Regions from separate parts of the Homo sapiens genome. Here region 1 is linked to region 2. Evidence: read pairs that join two places in POLR2A ChIA-PET (ENCODE). Cell type or tissue: B cell. All regions are shown on one strand. Links, peaks and the distances in the headings refer to the core of each region. The heading gives the core; the rest is flanking DNA.

What was found. ChIA-PET counts read pairs that join two places held together with the same protein. Peaks named below come from ENCODE experiments on the same cell type or tissue, not always from the same donor. Only the 100,000 strongest peaks of a DNase experiment are listed, where the experiment ranks them.
Region 1: POLR2A ChIA-PET joins it to region 2 with 5 read pairs; 10 of 35 experiments call an interaction of 5 or more read pairs at or near these places.

What each region holds. Positions count from the first base shown.
Region 1 is chr17:46,059,533-46,063,926 of GRCh38, reverse strand. All of the region lies in intron 6 of KANSL1 (KAT8 regulatory NSL complex subunit 1), which reads left to right. Among named protein-coding and RNA genes, the nearest start is that of STH, 62 kb to the right of the region's middle. In B cell, for the core only: a CTCF peak has its summit at 2,282; a DNase peak (open chromatin) is centred at 2,246.
Region 2 is chr17:46,144,555-46,148,948 of GRCh38, reverse strand. All of the region lies in intron 2 of KANSL1 (KAT8 regulatory NSL complex subunit 1), which reads left to right. Among named protein-coding and RNA genes, the nearest start is that of KANSL1, 47 kb to the left of the region's middle. RefSeq lists an enhancer at 1-342. In B cell, for the core only: no CTCF peak of the experiment used is centred there; a DNase peak (open chromatin) is centred at 2,023; H3K27ac peaks cover 3,200 bases.

The DNA of each region.
Region 1 (4,394 bases), core at 85-4,084, 85 kb after region 2:
TGCTTTTACATTTTAAAAAAAAAAAAAAAACCGCCACCTCATGAAAATAAAGCACCCTTCCTCTGTTTTGGCAGTTTACCAGCCACTATGGCATGACATCAGGAGTCGTATAAAAATTTTCTGAAGTATGTGGTGGCCTCCTGGATTTTGTTTTTTAATATGTGAAGTAGCCAACCTTCTTCTGATCCATGCCTAAGAACGAATGTAGTTTTGAATGTACATATAAAATTATAAAAGGTAGCTTAGGCAAGAGATAGGCATAAAACTAAATATCCTTTTGTTCCAATGCCACTTTCTAAAACAGAATCATCCTGACACAAAAGTAAGCTGCATGAAAAATAAGACAGAGAAATTAGTTGACTTTGGGAAATATACCATGTACTAGATCTAGCAGAAAGCTGGAGTTCTTCCAGAGTTAGAGACACACCCCATTCCTTCTGTCTAGGTTGCTTTCTGTGTCTCACATGGCTCCTCACTCATGACATGACCTCAGTGGTATTTGCTGATGAGCAAGCATCTTGTCTTCTGTCATCTTGAATTGCTCGGTTTTCCAGACAGATTTATTCAACAGCATTTTTGAATGCCCACCGTATTATTCAGGGCAGCCAGGTTGCATTGGTAAGGAAAACAAAGCCCTTATCTTCATGGAGCTTACTTTCTAATGACAGCAAAGAAGTTAACAGGTAAATTATGTTCTAATATTGTTACATGACAGTGAGTTCACAGTTATTGTGAGTACAGAGTACAGAACACACAAAGCAAGTGATTAATATTTTTTCCTTACCTGCATCTTAAATGATCTCTACTGCATTCCAGAACCAAATAAAACATACTTGAGGGAACTCATTGAGGTTTTGTTTTGTTTTGTTTTTTCTTTGAGATGGAGTCTTGCTCTGTTGCTCAGGCTGGAGTGCAATGGTGCGATCTCGGCTCACTGCAACCTCCTCCTCCCGGGTTCAAGCGATTCTCCTGCCTCATTCTCCCGAGTAGCTGGGGTTACAGGCATACGCCACCACGCCCAGCTATTTTTTGTATTTTTAGTAGAGATGAGGTTTCACCGTGTTGGCCAGACTGGTCTCGAACTCCTGACCTCAAGTGATCCACCCGCCTCGGCCTCCCAAAGTGCTGGGATTACAGGCGTGAGCCACCACACCCAGCCCAATTACTGTGTTTTTAAAGGGCTATCAGCTTAGTTGAATTATGGCTGGAATATATCTTAAAATTGAGATGCACGTTTAGTGCAGTAACTCTTTTGCCCTTAAAAAGGCTGGCCAGGCACAGTGGCTCATGCCTGTAATCCCAGCACTTTGGGAGGCCAAGGTGGGGCAGATCATGAGGTCAGGAGATCAAGACCACCCTGGCCAACATGATGAAACCCCATCTCTACTAAAAATACAAAAATTAGCTGGGCGTGGTGGCACGTGCCTGTAATCCCAGCTACTCGAGAGGCTGGGGCAGGAGAATCGCTTGAACCAAGAAGTCAGAGGTTGCAGTGAGCTGAGATCTCGCCACAGCACTCCAGCCTGGTGAGAGAGTGAGAGTCCATCTAAAAAAAAAAAAAAAAAAAAAAAGCTGTTGTTATATCACTTGTACTTCTTAAAATCAATGACTAAAACAAAGTGTTCAGTAAGTTAAACTCGTTGGGAATAAAGAGAAATGAGATCTATCAGTAAATAAATAGGAAGCCTTGAATGCCCAAACTGATGATTTGGGTTTCAGTCTATAAGTTTTAAATTTTTGAGCAGAGAAGTGTTGTAAGCTATTTTGGGGGAGGTAAATCTGCTGTAACATGTTTTTTTTTTTTTTTTGTTTGTTTGTTTTTTTTTTTTTTTTTTGAGTCGGAGTCTTGATCTGTCACCCAGGCTGGAGTGCAATGGCACAATCTCAGCTCACTGCAGCCTCCGCCTCCCGGGTTCAAGCAATTTTCCTGCCTCAGCCTCCTGAGTAGCTGGGATCACAGGCACCCACGACGACGCCTGGCTAATATTTGTATTTTTAGTAGAGACAAGGTTTCACCATGTTGGCCAGGCTGGTCTCGAACTCCTGACTTCAGCTGATCCATCCGCCTTGGCCTCCCAAAGTGCTGGGATTACAGGCGTGAGCCACCGCGCCCGGCCAATCTGTAACTATTATGTTTGGGATGGATTGGCACAAGAGACTGGAGGTGGAAAGACAGACTAACAGTAGTAATCCTGGAGGAGATAATAGTCTAAGGCCTCTACAACTCTGAATGTGGAATATTTTAAATGTAATCTAAGGAATAACCACTAGGGTGTGGTAAGTGAATATCAGAGTAAGGCTCATGGAGAACATGGAGTACTTCCTAAATCATAATTTTATTATAAAATGACGGAATTACTAGTTGTAATTACTGAATAGCCTATATTGCTATTTATTGTGTGTTTCATCACTTTAGGGGTCTAGTATGGTGGATGTTAGTAATTATCTAAGTGAATGAAGAAGCACTCCAGTGGAAAGTTCTTATATGCCATTATGTTCTTTTCCTGGCCCAGTGCCTAAGTGAAGTAGGTGTTTATAACTTAACCTAAACGTACTAAGATTTCAGATCAATAAAGTTATTAAAATAAAATTGGTACCAGCCAATTTTCAAATAAGGTTGCTTTTTATTTTTTAAGTAAAATTATGTTTATAATTAAACCATAAGACAAATAGTATTTTTTTAAAAAAGAAAAGAATGTAGTTTTATTAATAATTTACTGCATTGTTCTCATTCTCAATTTACTGTGGACCATTAGAAACTTGTGTATAGTCTGGCAGTGGAAACCATCAGTGTTTGGAAATGAATGGTTGAAAAGGCTGGGTTTTTTTGTACTAATAACCAGTAGAATAGGTAATGGCTACATTTATTACTAACATACCCTTGAAATTTTTATTGCCCTTAATAGCATTTCTTTCAATTTTTTAAAAAGTAGCAATTTCCTAACAAATTGGCAGTGTACTGGCATCATTTTAGAATTTTGTAGTCCTTGTTGTCATAGGGGGGATTGCTCTGGGCCAAATTTTAAAGCTGGCTTCCATAGAATTCCGAGTAGTCCTCCTCTTCTTCCCATTGTATCACACTTGAAGAGTGACATTTTTGTACAGGGCATTCTCTCATGGCTATGACCAGGTTTCCTGTAGACATCAGGGTAAATAAAGGTGTTAATATATGATTCTAGGCCTCCTAGTTTTGATTCCACCTATTTAAATCCAGTTTCATGACACCATGGTTGAGGACTAATGAACTAGAATATGAGTCAGTATTAAAAGTTAATAATTTGATACGTTCTTCCTTGACAGAGTGCAATAGACCTTGGAGGCCCAACCAACTTTTTCATACTAGTTAGACATTTGGAAAGGAGCAAGCATGCCATGTAGAAAATTGTACCTTAGGACATAAAGCTACTAAAAGAATACTCAGAAATCACTCTGTGCTTGGAACAGTTACCTCTAAACTGTTATGACGGTGTTTTATATATACATTATAAAACACATACAAAATAAATTTTGAAAGACTGAGATAAAATAGAAGCTTACACGTTTTGTTTCTTCACTCTGATGGATCTTCAAGAGCCAGTTGTGGGATATGCTTGATTGTGATAGAGTTGCCAAACCTTTGAAAATCTTTCCACATGTTAACAGTGGATGAGTTAGATAACGAATATCAAATGCAAAGCAAAAGCAAATGATTATAACCTGTCCTTGAGCCAAAAGAATTCTTTTAGTGTTTTGGACGAATATGCTATGATTAACAGAAAATGGTGAATAGAGTTTTACTTTGGTATTAATTCCTTCATAAGTATTAAATTGAGTATTTCTTGGGAATTCCTTCAAAGAGAATTGATAGCATTGCAGTATTAATTAAGGGAACGTGGGAATTTCTTCGTGTATCAAGTATTTTATCTCATTATTTTATTGAGATGCAGGTCTCACTGTGTTGCACAGGCTGATTTTTTGTTGTTGTTGTTTGTTTTTTGTCCCCCTCCCCTCCCCCAAGATGGAGTCTCGCTCTGTCGCCAGGCTGGAGTGCAGTGGTGCAATCTCTTCATCTCAAAAATAAAAAAGCCAGCTGTGGTGGCAGCTACACAGGTGGCTGAGGCAGGTGAATGGTTTGAAGCTGGGAGGCAGAGGTTGCAGTGAGTCAAGATCAAGCTACTGCACTCCAGTCTGGGCAGCAGAGCTAGACTCTGTCTCAAAAAGATAACAGTCTGTTTCTCTCTCTTAGTTCCAGCTGAGAACATGTGTTGATCAGTTTCCTTTTCTCTCTCTCTCTCTCTCTTTTTTTTTTTTTTTTTTTTGGAGTCAGAGCCTCGCCTCGCTCTGTCACCCAGGCTGAAGTGCAATGGCATGATCTTGGCTCACTGCAACGTCTGCCTCCCGGGTTCATATGATTC
Region 2 (4,394 bases), core at 179-4,178:
ATTAGGTTAGGAGTCTAGGGAGAGGGGAGGAATTTTTTTTTTTTTTTTTAAGTGTAAGCAACAGGCCAGGTACGGTGGTTCATGCTTGTAATCCCAGCACTTTGGGAAACCGAGGTGGGCAGATTACTTGAGATCAGGCGTTCCAGACCAGCCTGGCCAACATGGTTAAACCCTGTCGCTACTAAAAATACAAAAAAAAATTAGCAAGGCATGGTGGGTGCTTGTACCCAGCTGTTCAGGAGGCTGAGGCAGGAGAATCAATTGAACCCAGGAGGTAGAGGTTGCAGTGATCTGAGATTGTGCCACTATACTTCAGCCTGGGCGACAGAGGGAGACTCCCATCTCAAAAAAAAAAAAAGGTAAGTGAAGGAGGATGGTGATTTGGGTTAGAAGAGGCTTTTAATTGTAAGCCATTCAGCATGTGAACTCGTAAAAATGACCTTATGTTAAATAATTAGTTCAGAGCGCTGATCTTGAGAGATAGGAACGTTTCCTGTTTTTGATAAATGATAGGTTACCCTTGTTTATGGTTAGGGGTGGGTTTTTGTCATGGTCCAACCAGGTGATAGTTATATATGTGAACATATTAAAATTGTTTTTAATGTTTAAATTCTAATCCTTAAAATGTGACAGAACTGATTTATGTTCCTCCTCTCCCAGTTCTCTTCAAATCATGAGAGTGACCCTCTTAAAAACTGCTTTCTTTCGGGGGAGCGGTTGTTGAGAAGAATCATGTAACTATGTAAAAAGCATGTCTGTTTGGTACACTATTTGCTAATGTCAGAAGTGTTAAATAGAAATAAAATTTCCACCATAGTAGCTAATTATTATTTAGTGTGTGTCAAAACTGTGTGCTAATTACTTTTTATAAACCATCGCCTTTAAAGTCTTATAACTTTTCTATGAAGTAGGACGTTTGTGTCCCTACCTCCTCTGTTTTACCATTGGGAAAACCAGGGCCCAGAACGAGTAACCACACAAGTTCCACAGCTACCAAGGTCAAGGTTATTTCTACCCTAAATACACATCTTTAAATTTTATATTCATCAACAACCTAGTACTTAAAAATTCAGATTCCTAAGCCTTTCAAGGGTTTTGCCTGTGATTCTATTTTTGATCTTTGTACCAAACTTCGAGAAAATACCGTCATATAGTCTTCTATTAACAGCAGTTGCCTCATGTGGAGAACACCTGAATTTTACTTACAACTTCTTCCAATGCTGACCCATTTTGATTTTTATAAACATTTTGAAATATTTGTTAAGTTGGTCAAGCAAGAGATAATGTGATTATGTAGTATCTTATCAGTTGAGATCTTTCTCTCTCTCTCTGCCTCTTTCTCTCTCGCTCTCTTTTTTTTTTTTTTTTTTTTTTTTAAAGAGTCTCACTCTGTCACCCAGGCTGGAGGGGTTAGTGGTATGATCTCTGCCCACTACACCCTCTGCCTCCTAGTCTCAAGCAATTCTTCTATCTCAGCCTCCCGAGTAGCTGGCACTACAGGCGCATGCTACCACATCTGGCTAATTTTTGTATTTTTTGTAGAGACAGGATCTTGCCACCTTGCCCACACTGGTCGTGAACTCCTGAACTCAAGTGATCCACCCACCTTGGCCTTCCAAAGTGCTGGGTTTACAGGCATGAGCCACCACCCCAGTCTGGTTGACGTTTTTCACCTCCTTCTCTTTACAGCATATTCAGAAATTTTAAACCAGTAATACGAAATACATATATTGGTTGATTTTTCTGTTGTATTTTAAGCATATTGACTTTTTAAATCGGATCATATTTTTGCATGCAAGTACTATGGCTTTTCAAGGTCATTCTGATTTGAAACAACACATTTCTTAGTCAATTCATTGGCTCTTTACCCCCTTTTAAAATTTTTTATTTTTTATGTGATTTATTTATTTACTTATTTTTAGTGATGGAGTCTCACTGTGTTGCTCAGGCTGGGCTCAAGCAGTTCTTCTGCCTCAGCCTCCTGTGTAGCTGGAACTACCTAAGGATGTGCACCACTGTGCCCAGCCAGATCTTCACCTTTTCCAAAAAAAGAAACATCTAAATGTGAAACCTTTTAGGCCTGTCAACTTCTTTTTTTTTTTTTTTTTTTTTTTTTGAGACGGAGTCTCGCTCTGTCGCCCAGGCTGGAGTGCAGTGGCGGGATCTCGGCTCACTGCAAGCTCCGCCTCCCGGGTTCACGCCATTCTCCTGCCTCAGCCTCCCAAGTAGCTGGGACTACAGGCGCCCGCCACTACGCCCGGCTAATTTTTTGTATTTTTAGTAGAGACGGGGTTTCACCGTTTTAGCTGGGATGGTCTCGATCTCCTGACCTCGTGATCCGCCGGCTTCGGCCTCCCAAAGTGCTGGGATTACAGGCGTGAGCCACCGCGCCCGGCCTCAACTTCTTGTGATAGACACATACAGAATTTTTCAGCTACTCTCTGCCTATGGGGTAGCCCTACCTTGCAGGAGCAGTCCAAAAAAAATTTTTTTTTTCAATTTAGGATCAGTGTAGAGGAAAGAGCCCTGGACTATCATAAGACTGAGTACCAGCTTGGCCAGTCAGTCACTTTGTGACCTTGATTAAGCTATGTAACCTTTTCAAATTGATTTCCCTCTCTGTAAATAGAGCTGATAAGATGGCTTGCCCTGTTTCCTGTGGTTTTTAAAGAGGATCAAATGAGTGCGTGAAAGTTCTCATGAAAACTAGACGTCTATTCAAATATGAGGTGGTGGTATTCTCAGAAGGTCATAGATGAATGATGCATTTATTTTAGTGCTTTTCACAGTTTAGTCTCAATACTGAGTGCTTACTGAGGGGTTGTATGGAGGCACACTAGTTGTTTCTTTAGGAGATGTCTTTAGCTGCTAGAGTAGAGAACAAAAGAATGAGTAAAGAGGCTTCAGAAAAGCTAGTATGGGCTGGCACGGTGGCTCACACCTGTAATCCCAGCACTTTGAGGGGGCCAAGGTGGGAGGATCACTTGAGGTCAGGAATTTGAGACCAGCCTAGCCAACATGGTGAAACCCTGTCTCTACTAAAAATACAAAAAATAGCTGAGTGTCATGGTCGACGCCTGTAATCCCAGCTACTCGGGAGGCTGAGGCAGGAGAATCCCTTGAACTCAGGAGGTGGAGGTTGGAGTGAACCAGGATTGCATCACTACACTCCAGCCTGGGTGACAGAGAGTCACTCCTCTCAAGAAAAAAACAAGGAAAAGCTAGTATGGATGGAGCACCTCCATGCTCATTTCCTAGAGCTTATGTTTTGTTGTTTGATTTCCTAGTTCATAACAGAAGGGGTTTTGTAAGCTGACCTAGCTTGACAATCCTTTTTGGGTTTTTTGGTTTCAAACATGATCTTATAAAATTATTTAGTGCATTAAAATGTAGACCCAAGTAGCTGCTTAGCTCTTGAGAAAAGGCTGTGTTTCAGTTTAGCACAACAGTGTTTTCAGGAAGATAACTGTTCTAGATAGCTCTTTTTTTCCAAAATTCTTGATTAAGGTTTGGGGAATTTAGAATTATCTCCAGCTATTAAATTATCAAATTGGTTAAGTAGAGGTAGAAAGTTTATTGCATAAATCAGTAGATTTGTCTTCCAAAGAAGCTTATGAAATAGAAAGGGCCAGGAGGTATACCTGTAGTTGAAATATGGGATGGGCCCATAGAGAGTGAGTTGGAAAATGATAGTAAGTGGTTGAACATGGACTTTAAAGCATGGCATGCTCTGAAGTCATATTAGAAAAGTCCTTTGCTTTCATGCAAAACTAGTCTCCGTGGCTTTTCATTGTGTAGATCGGGTTAAAAGCAGAATATAAGAAGCAAGTTTTTGGATGAGATGATAGAACTTAAGTAGTACTTGTCTGTCAATCCTAAAAGAATTATTTCTGGCCAAATCCTCTCCTCTAACCACCAAATAAGGAGCTTGACTTCATTCTCACTGTTAAGAATCAGAAACCCAGTTTAGAATATCCAACTCCTGGTGAACTTTTAAAAATTAATATATATCTTGATACTTTATAATCTATTGTGTGGCATCCAACGAATGTGAGGTAATCTGGGGAGTTAGAAATGCCTTGCATTTCGTGTGGAAAAGGTGTAGTCGTAAGTTTGGCCTGGGAAGGTTAATACTGTCTTTGCACATAGAAAGCTAAGGGCAGTGTCATCATCATTTGTTTGTGAGGAGGGGACTGAAAAAGCAAAATCATCACTACTAGCCTATTCTAAAGGATCTTAATCCCATTACATTTTTCAGATTTTTTTTTTATTATGTAGTATCCCCTGGATATAATCTTTTTGGTGAAGGGGGATGTCTCTAATTTCCACGTGGTACCCCCTGTCATATACAGGTTATGTATCTGGCAGTCTACAGCTGCAATTCATGGCTGTTT